2 separate regions of the Homo sapiens genome follow, and region 1 is linked to region 2. Evidence: chromatin contacts called from ENCODE Hi-C or POLR2A ChIA-PET data. All regions are on one chromosome and are shown on one strand. The core of a region is the stretch at or near the end of the contact, and the rest is flanking DNA. Distances in the headings are between cores, read along the strand shown.

The links. Hi-C counts contacts between places; a loop is a spot of excess contacts on that map. ChIA-PET counts read pairs that join two places held with the same protein, here RNA polymerase II (POLR2A). Pooled maps may share reads with other maps.
Region 1: a pooled map shows a loop between it and region 2 (5-fold over the local background). The contact joins two enhancer-like sites. A Hi-C loop is called at or near these places in 1 of 168 maps with a recorded cell type or tissue (naive thymus-derived CD4-positive, alpha-beta T cell) and 7 of 50 pooled maps. POLR2A ChIA-PET finds 5 or more read pairs at or near these places in 3 of 52 experiments (CD4-positive, alpha-beta memory T cell, T-cell and activated CD8-positive, alpha-beta T cell).

What each region holds. Positions count from the first base shown.
Region 1 is chrX:65,930,751-65,935,919 of GRCh38, reverse strand. No RefSeq gene overlaps it. Among named protein-coding and RNA genes, the nearest start is that of MIR223HG, 82 kb to the left of the region's middle. RefSeq lists an enhancer at 2,597-3,796. Within about 2 kb of position 3,564, at least 3 of the 41 ENCODE cell types and tissues checked have a DNase peak (open chromatin) inside an H3K27ac peak, as active enhancers do.
Region 2 is chrX:65,703,339-65,708,636 of GRCh38, reverse strand. All of the region lies in intron 1 of MSN (moesin), which reads right to left. Among named protein-coding and RNA genes, the nearest start is that of MSN, 38 kb to the right of the region's middle. RefSeq lists an enhancer at 1,992-2,051 and a silencer at 4,310-4,482. Within about 2 kb of position 2,181, at least 20 of the 41 ENCODE cell types and tissues checked have a DNase peak (open chromatin) inside an H3K27ac peak, as active enhancers do.

The DNA.
Region 1 (5,169 bases), core at 2,315-4,814, 230 kb before region 2:
GAACATTCCATGCTCATGGGTAGGAAGAATCAACATCGTGAAAATGGCCATACTGCCCAAGGTGATTTATAGATTCAATGCCATCCCCATCAAGCTACCAATGACTTTCTTCACAGATTTGGAAAAAAATTCTTTAAAGTTCATATGGAACCAAAAAACAGCCCATATTGCCAAGTCAATCCTAAGCCAAAAGAACGAAGCTGGAGGCATCACACTACCTGACTTCAAACTATACTACAAGGCTACAGTAACCAAAATAGCATGGTACTGTTACCAAAACAGTGATATAGATCAATGGAACAGAATAGAGCCCTGAGAAATAATGCCACATATCTACAACTATCTGATCTTTGACAAACCTGACAAAAACAAGCAATGGGGAAGGGATTCCCTGTTTAATAAATGGTACTGGGAAAACTGGCTAGCCATATGTAGAAAGCTGAAACTGGATCCCTTCCTTACACCTTATACAAAAATTAATTCAAGATGGATTAAAGACTTAAACGTTAGATCTAAAACCATAAAAACCCTAGAAGAAAACCTAGGCATTACCATTCAGGACATAGGCATGGGCAAGGACTTCATGTCTAAAACACCAAAAGCAATGGCAACAAAAGCCAAAATTGACAAATGGGGTCTAATTAAACTAAAGAGCTTCTGCACAGCAAAAGAAACTACCATCAGAGTGAACAGGCCACCTACAAAATGGGAGAAAATTTTCGCAACCTACTCATCTGACAAAGGGATAATATCTAGAATCTACAATGAACTCAAACAAATTTACAAGAAAAAAACAAACAACCCCATCAAAAAGTGGGCAAAGGATATGAACAGACACTTCTCAAAAGAAGACATTTATGCAGCCAAAAAACACATGAAAAAATGCTCACCATCACTGGCCATCAGAGAAATGCAAATCAAAACCACAATGAGATACCATCTCACACCAGTTAGACTGGCAATCATTAAAAAGTCAGGAAACAACAGGTGCTGGAGAGGATGTGGAGAAATAGGAACACTTTTACACTGTTGGTGGGACTGTAAACTAGTTCAACCATTGTGCAAGTCAGTTTGGTGATTCCTCAGGGATCTAGAACTAAAATTACCATTTGACCCAGCTATCCCATTACTGGGTATATACCCAAAGGACTATAAATCATGCTGCTATAAAGACGTATGCACATGTATGTTTATTGTGGCACTATTCACAATAGCAAAGACTTGGAACCAAGTCAAATGTCCAACAATGATAGAGTGGATTAAGAAAATGTGGCACATATACACCATGGAATACTATGCAGCCATAAAAAATGATGAGTTCATGTCCTTTGTAGGGACATGGATGAAATTGGAAATCATCATTCTCAGTAAACTATCGCAAGGACAAAAAACCAAACACCACGTGTTCTCACTCATAGGTGTGAATTGAACAATGAGAACACATGAACACAGGAAGGGGAACATCACACTCTGGGGACTGTTGTGGGGTGTGGGGAGAGGGGAGGGATAGCATTAGGAGATATACCTAATGCTAAATGATGAGTTAATGGGTGCAGCCCACCAGCATGGCACATGTATACATATGTAACTTACCTGCACACTGTGCACATGTACCCTAAAACTTAAAGTATAATAATAATAAAATAAAGAAAAGAATTAAATATCTTGACTAAATGATTTATTCCAGAAATGCAATACAGTAATGGGCCTCATAAATTTTTTTATCAATGATGGACCACATAAATGACAGTGGTCTCATAAGAGTATAATGAAGCTGAAAAATGTTTATTGCCTAGTGACTTAGTTGTCATAGCATTGTAGCACAATACACTACTCACATATTTGTGGTGATTATGGTGTATACAAACCTAGTATTAATAATAAACAACTCTGTTACTGGCTTATGTAGATATCATACTATATTTTCATCTTTATTTTAGAATGTACTCCTTCTATTTATGAAAAGTTCACTCTAAAACAACCTTAAGCAGGTTCTTCAGGAGCTATTCCAAAAGAAGGCATTATTTCCATAGAAGATTAAAGCTTTGTGTGTTGCTGCTCCCAAGGATCTTCCAGTAAAAGAAGACATGGAGGTGAAAGACAGTGATATTGATCACCCTGAATCTGGACAGGCCTAGGCTAATGTGTGTTTTCATGTCTTAGTTTTTAAGAAAAAAAGTTTTAAAAGTATTTAAAATATTAAAAATTTAAAAGTAGAAAAAGCTTATAGAATAAGGATATGAAGAAAAAATATTTTTGTACAGCTGTACAATGTGTATGTGTTTTAAAGCAAGTATTATTACAAAAGAATCAAAAATATTAAAAAATTAAAAAGCTTTTTAAGTGAAAAAGTTACAATAAGCTGAGATTAATTTATTAATGAAGAAAAAAACTTTTTTTGTAAATTTCATGCAGCCTGAGTGTACAGTGTTTATAAAATTTATAGTAGGGTTCAGTAATGTCCTAGGCCTTCACATTTACTAACCATTCACTCACTGACTCATCCAGAGCAACTTCCGGTTCCGCAAGCTTCATTCATGGCAAGTATTATATACAGGTGTACTGTTTTTATTTTTTATGTTGAATTTTACTGTACCTTTTCTATATTTAGATACACAAATACATATTATTGTCCTACAATTGCCTACATTATTCAGTACAGTCACATACTTTACAGGTTTGTAGCCTAGGAGCAATAGGCTACACTACAGAAACTAGGTATGTAATAGGCTATGCCATCTAGGTTCATGAAAATACATTCTATATTGCTCTCACAAAAAGAAAATCACTTAACAGTGCATTGTTTAGAATATGTCTCAATCATAAAGTGATACATGACTGTATAAAAATACCAATCAATGTAATGTTAGATGTGAGTTCTAAATTTCTCTTGAAAGGATCAATATGTCAGTATGTTCAATTCTTTGCCTTCTACTTTTAAACTTAACTTCCTCGTAAAGCAACCTTTTTCAATTACCTGCTCCATCCTGACTCATTCCCATTACCTTCTCCACTCTGACTCATACTCATTACCTGCTCCACCCTGACTCATTCCAATTACCTGCTCTGCCCTGACTCATTCTGATTGTTTGCTCCACCCGGACTCATTCCAATTACCTGCTCTGCCCTGACTCATTCTCCACCCTGACTCATTCTGATTTCCTGATCTGCCATAACCATTTTTTCCCGCCAAACCACTCACCTTGTCACTCTCTTTAAATTAGCCAATCAGAATTAGTTTAGCCTGTTCAGTCTAACCCTAGCCAATAGGGGAACAACAGCAGCAGGGACCACATGTGTCAGGAATAAGAACCCCTCCCCCTCCCTTGTCCAGGTGTGCACTCACCATTGCTCCATCTGTAAGGGTGGGCCCTTTTATAGAAGTACATTGCCTTGCTGAGAATTAAAAAAAAAAAATTATATTTGAATGCTATTTCTTTTGCAGCACCAAAATTTTATTTGTAACAACTTAGGGGCTCGCCCATGATTACATTCCCCTCCAGGGACAGTCTCTGGTTCTCCCTCGTGAGGAGGCGTGCCCCGCCCCCTTGTGGCGACCTCAGGGCTTAGGAATCAGCACCCACTCAGTGCGAGGAATAACCTGAGATCTCAGCAACGCAGAAAGAAACTGGCCAGCAACCTAGCTTAAAGGGTCCTCACCTACTGTGGCAACAACTCTGTGCACAGACCAAGGAAGGAGAAGCCATGTGAGCCAGTAAAGTACTTCCTTGGTGGTCAGACTCTGGAGGGCTAAATGTGTGTGTACATGAATGATCACAAACAACCCTGCTTGTGGTGTTGTTCATGTAGATGGTGACAAGTCCTACTGCTGGATGGAATGAGTGGGTCCTCTCCACAGTTCTATAGCTACCTCATATGGCTTAAGGTGGATCCTGCCATGGGATTTATACCAGCATGCCAACACTAAGAGGGGCCCCGAGGGAGCAGCCAGAGAGGACAACATGAGTGGGAAGTGGGCAAGGGACATTCAGAGGGGGAAAAGGAGGAAAGAGGTCAACTTTCCAGAGCAGCAAGGCAAGATACCTCCTGGTTTGAGGGGTTAGGCCTTCCGGAACAGGCAAGGCAAGACATCCCTGGTTTGAGGGGTTGAGGCTTTCAGGGCAGACAAGGTGAGACATCCCTGGTTTGAGGGATTGAGGCTTCCAGGACAGGCAAGACAAGACACCCCTGGATTGAGGGGTTGAGACTTCTGCAAATTTCAGGGGGCTGAACCTCACACAAAACTCCAGTAGTAAGAAAAATATTCAGAACTCCCCTTTCCTTTCTTCTCAGGGGAAGAAAGAGTAGCTCCACTCCCGCCTATCCCTCCCCTAGGGGAAGGGGAAGGAGAGTGGAGAACAGTAGCATAAGTGGCCAGCAGAGGCAGAGAAAAAGAGAGAGAGAGAGAAAGACAAAGAGGGAGTCAAAGAGAGACAGAGAAAGAGAGAGAGAGAGAAACAGAGAGAAAGAGAGAGAGAGAAAGAGAGATAGAAGTAGTAAAGAGGAAGCAGTGTACCCTATTCCTTTAAAAGCCAGGGTAAATTTAAAACCTATAATTAATAATTGAAGGTCTTCTCCGTGATCCTATAACACTCCAATACCATCTTGTCATCAGTGTAAACAAGGGCATAGCCTGAAAACACTGAGGCCAGTGACAACCCGTAGCCTTTCTAATAAAAAATCTTTAACCCAGTAACCCGCGGATGGCCCAAATGCATTCAATCTGTAGTGGCAACTGCTTTGCTAACAGAAGAAAGTAGAAAAATAACTTTTAGAGGAAACTTCATTGTGAGCACACCTCATCAAGTCAGAACTATCCTAAGTCGGAAAAATAAAAAGGTAGCTTACTGACTCAATAATTTTAAAGTATGAGGCTACTCTGTTAGAAAAAGATGATTTAACATTAAACACTGAAAATTCCCTTAACCCAGCATGTTTCCTAACAGAGGATCTAAATCTTAATTACCATCCAAAGGTTCGACCAGACCTAGGAGGTACTCCCTTCAGAACAGGCGATAGATGGTTCCTCCTGGGTGACTGAGGGAAAAAGACACAATGGGTATTCAGTAAGTGATAAGGAAACTCTTGTAGAAGCAGAGTTAGGAAAACGGCCCAATAATTGGTCTGCTCAAACTTGCAAGTTGTTTGCAATAAGCTGAACCTTAACGT
Region 2 (5,298 bases), core at 932-3,431:
ATTATGTTAAGTGAAATAAGCCAGGCACAGAAAGTTAAACACCCCGCCAAGCACGGTGGCTCACACCTGTAATCCCCGCACTTTGAGAGGCCAATGTGGGCGGATCACCTGAGGTCAGGAGTTCAAGACCAGCTTGGCCAACATGGCAAAACCCCATCTCTACTAAAAATACAAAAATTAGCTGGGCATGGTGGCACACACCTGTAATCCCAGCTACTCGGGAGGCTGAAGCAGGAGAATCGCTTAAACCTGGGAGGCAGAGGTTGCAGTGAGCCAAGATCATGCCACTGCACTCCAGCCTGGGCAACATAGTGAGACCCTGTCTCACAAAAAGAAATGATAAATGTTTGAGATGGTGAGTATGCTAATTACTCTGATCTGATCACTATATATTGTATATATCAAAACACTGCTATGTACCCCATAAATATGTACAATTTATGTATGCATTTATTATGATGTGTCAGGTTAAAAAAATCAAAATTAGGCTGGGTACAGCAGCTCACACCTGTAAATCCCAACACTTTGGGAGACCAAGGTGGGAGGACAGCTTGAAGCCAGAAGCTAGAGATCATCCTGGGCAATATAGCAAGACCATCTCTATTTAAAAAAAAAAATCAAGTTAAAAAATAATAAAAATTTTAAAATTAAAAATTAGAAAAAAACTAAGTCATGAGGACAAGGCCATTGGTCTATGCTCTCCTGTTTTCTGTGTACGTGTCAGAGGTAGCAGGGAGTAAGGGTAGTAACAGCTGGGGCCTGAAAGTGATAGATAGGATAGAAGTCCTGATCAAAGAAGGTCCCTTTGTTCTCTCTTAGATTAATCAGGGATTCAAGAGTGCAAGATGGGCTGCAGGCCCAGACCCACTGCCACAGAGGGCCCACTGGATGCTCACCCTTAGTAGGCACCCATGGTCTTCTTTTCGGGCCTAGACGCTGCTCTCTCCCTAAAGAGAAGACAGTGGTCTTGTTTGGGAGGAAAGAACCTAAAAATGAAGTTTCCAAAGTTGGCAGAAAATTCCCAGCCAGTCCTTCAGTTTGACAGGAATACAGGAGCTGACCCGGATGGGGTAGCATTTCAAGATGTAGTCCCCAGAAGAGAACTGTTTATATGCCTAGATCCCTGCCTAAGCCAGGCCCTGAGGATCTAGGCACAGCATGAGGTTAAAGACTGTGTCTCAGAAGAACATTAAGGTTTGAAGGAACAATAACAAAATGTCTGCATGTGTGTTTGGGGAAGGAGGAGTGTCATCCTCTCACATGCACTGGCCCTCCCACCTGTTGCCCAAGAACAATAAGCCCACTGTTATTTACTGAGCAATTCAACATAGACGCTTCCCACACCAAGCACTTCACTAAGCACAAACAAACTCATCTCGGTGGTACACTGTCCAAAGCCTTCAACAAACTGGGTTCTCTCTCATGTCTCCAGTTAGCTGGGCTGAGACACAAAAGTAACCAGGCCAGATGCTACCTCTGTCTTGGCACCAGCAGCTGAGAGGTACTTTGGTGTCTGGGCCTGCCAGTTTCAAATAAGCAACCCTCTCTTTGCCTATCATCAGAAGCACCCAGGTGAGCTGTAGCCCAGCTACAGCAAAAGGGATTAGCAATGGTTTCCCCTCACCTACCCCATGTCACTGAACTATAAGATGGCTCTTTCCTGGAGAGAAGTTTGGAAGAGTCAGAGAGAAAAGCAGAGAGTAAGTCAAATAATTACAAGTAACTTGCCTGGAGCATGGACCTCCGAGCTGAGGGGATGAACATTACCATCCCCACTTCATAGATGAGAAAACTGAAGTGCATAGAGGCAGGTGACAGAAGGATGGAAATGAACACTTACTGAATGCCAACAATGTGTCGGCCTCATCACACACAGTCTCACTTAACATCACTGAGGTCACATTTACTCAGCCAACAAGTAGTGGAGGCGGGTCTTCTGGACATTCCTGGAGCTCCTTCCACAACTCCACCCACCTCTCCTGTCATGTTGTCTTCAGACACTGGCTTGGCAACTATTTTGGCTAAGACTCAAACATTCTGGCATAGGAAGCCTGGGCACATCTGGGAAGCACTGCTTGGGAAGGTCCCCTTGTCTCACTGGGGCAGAGGTTGTGAGTCAGCCCAGTTGGGTCTGAGCTCAATGACCTCATTTCCACCTGCCACCTCCCCAGGGGGCCACCCCTGCTGGGCTTTCAGTGGGGCTGCTGGTGTAGAGAAGAAGGCAAGTATAAGTGGGGCAGGGGAGCCAGAAGAAGGATGTGCCCTACCAACGCAATCCCAGAGTTCTAGTATCTTCCTTGGCCAGAGAATAGTCATCACAGCGTCACTCACACTGCCTTCATCAGGTCGGAAGCTAAACTCCATTGTTTAGGCTCCAGTTCCCACCATTTCCTGCTACTAAGAGTGGGGCCAAGGCAGGGCAGGGCAGGTCCTGGTCTGTTTTGCCTCTCTGGATGACAGCACTGTCTCAACTAGCTTTTTTCCATAAGAGGGAAAACAAGGTTTGCTTTGAATCTTTAGCCTAGGGGCCATTCTGCTCCTCCTCCTCTTCCTTCACTGACTAACTCACTTCTCAGCAAGTCAGCCTCTTCCCTGTTGACTTGGAAGTGGTAACTGGTACAGTTATCTGCTAGGACCTCTTCCAGACTCTCAATACAGCCCATAAAACCTGACTGGGGTTAACCTTTCCTATGCCTGTGCCTTTTCCCAGTAGCTTCTAGAAAGGAGAACAACACCCAACCTCACTCACACCTTAATGGGTTAGCAGTATTTCTTCAACCACTCCAACTGCTCCAGAGGGCGTCAGAGACAAGGGTCCCCTTTCATTTGTTTTGACCCAGCCCTGTCATCCGAAGCTCCTCAAGAAGCATTTCAACTGGAAGACAAGGGCACACTGGAAACTGAGAGTTACTCCTCCAATTACCATATGTGTGAGGGTTAGCAATGGAAATATAACCACCTTGTCCCTGTGGGAGCAGAGTTCAGGTCAGAGGTGAAAATTGAAAGAAAAAAATCAGAAACAGTGATGTCACTTTAGCAAGTTAGTTTCTTCGTTAATCCAGCCGTAATTGCATGGCCTTTTGTTCAACCTCAGGCCCAGGTAAACCCCTCTTGTTTTTCTCTCCACACGTGAAAGTCAGGAAGAAAACCATCTGCTTAGTGTCTGAACCTAACTTCAGTTCTTACTTTCAAAATCACCTTAGCCAAACCATACCCCCAGGGCAAATACTCTCCAGCCCCAACTCATCTCTCCTTCTTAGGCACATGGGCTGACACACCAGCTCCTTAGCATGGCCATTCCTCTTTTTACATTTTCTCATTATTTCAACCCATGCATCCTAGAATCTCATATGGCTTCTCCCTTCTGAACTTCAACTTGTCCTCTAAGAAAATAAACAGTCCAGAATCCCAAACTGTCAGACCTGAAAAAGACGTCAGAGATCACTCGATTCGAACCTTGCAACATACAGCTGGGGAAACTGAGGTCCAAAGAAAGGTAGGCACTGGCCCAGAGCCACACAGCTGCTAGGCAGTGTGGGAGGAGGGGCTAAAAACCTGGCTTTTGAGGCTGGGCGCGGTGGCTCACACTTGTAATCCCAGCACTTTGGGAGGCCAAGGTGGGAGGATCACCTGAGGTCAGGAGTTCGAGACCAGCCTGACCAATATGGTGACATCCTGTTTCTCCTAAAAATACAAAAAATTAGCCAGGCATGGTGTTGTGTGCCTGTTGTCCCAGCTACTAGGGCGGCTGAGACAGGAAAATTGCTTGAACCCGGGAAGCGGAGATTGCAGTGAGCCAAGATTGCGCCACTGCACTCCAGCCTGGGTGACGGAGCAAGACTCCATCTCAAAAAAAAAAAAAAAACCTGGCTTTTGATCCACTAGCCTATTTAGTAAGCCATAGTGCCAGCCTGACATTTAGAAAACAGTAGATACTTCAAGCATACTATTATTGATCTAAAAAAAAAACTATGTGGAGGAGGCTGGATCAATTTGTTTCCGTGAAAAACTCCAAGCTGGCACTGCTTGGAAGTTTAGCTTTCAACAGAGGGCAGGCCTAACTTTCAGGATCTGAGACAATCACCACCACCCATTCTAGGGAGACTAAATATTTTATAACACCATGGAAGGAGAACTCAGAGAGCCCTGTTTCCAGAACTGTTTTCTTTGGAAAAACTTGAATAGCAACTGGTTGGGAAGGCCCCCAGTAATAGGCATAGCCAAGACTCAAGCTGGGGATTGAGGAGGGCACAGAGCAGAGAAAGAGGAAGGGAATTTGAGTAATGGGTTCATATCCAGGCAGCCAAGAACAACAGATTCCTTCAACTCCCATAAAACTTCAAAGCTGCTGAAATAAAAGAAGTGCAGACCCATCATTAATAAAGTAAGTCTCCAGATGGGCAAAGCCCCTATCCGGGGCCACACCTAGCTGGGCTTCACTCTTTAGCGTCACTTTCCTGCTTGACCCAGCTTCCTGCCAGCAAGTTTTACAGGAAGTATTTGTAGACTGGAAACTGACCATTTTTGGCTGCCTGAATATGCCAGCTCTGCCCAGGGTGCCAGAAGAGGGCTCTATTCCCTCTGCTTAGGAACAGACTCCAGCAACCTCCAGCATCATACTTCTGAAGCACACTGGAGCTGATCCAAACCCAAACTTGGGTTCCATCTATTGCTCATGGGAATGTTAAAACTGCTGAAGCCAGGATTAGTCAAATATGCAGTTGCAGGGGGACGCTTCTGGCCCTAATCAAAAAGCTCTGTTTCCAGCTGAGCGTGGTGGCTCATGCCTGTAATCCCAGCACTTTGGGAGGGTGAGGCAAGCAGACCGCTTGAGCCCAGTTAAAGACCAGCCTGGGCAAAATGGCGAAATTCTGTCTCTACAAAAAGTACAAAAATTAGCTGGGCATGGTGGCGCACGCCTGTAGTCCCAGCTACTAATACTTACTTAGGAGGCTGAGGCATGAGAATCGCTTGCTTCAACACAGGAGGCAGAGGTTGCAGTGAGCCAAAATCTTGCCACTGCACTCTATCCTGTGCAACAGAGAGAGATCCTGTCAAAAAAAAACAAAAAACAAAAAACCTCTGTTTTCAACCCCAGGGGTAGGCTAAGGTTGGCTTCCTACCTACCTTGCTGGTAAGCTAAGAACCAAATCTAGTATCTGGGAAACCCACAGAAAACCCAGGAGCCCTTGTCCTGGAAATAATGGTCTCAGCATTTTGAGCTTTGGAGCCTTTTTGACCTTCCTCTTTCTAAAATTCAGTTTCCTAATCTATAAAACGGGTCTAATAATATCGACC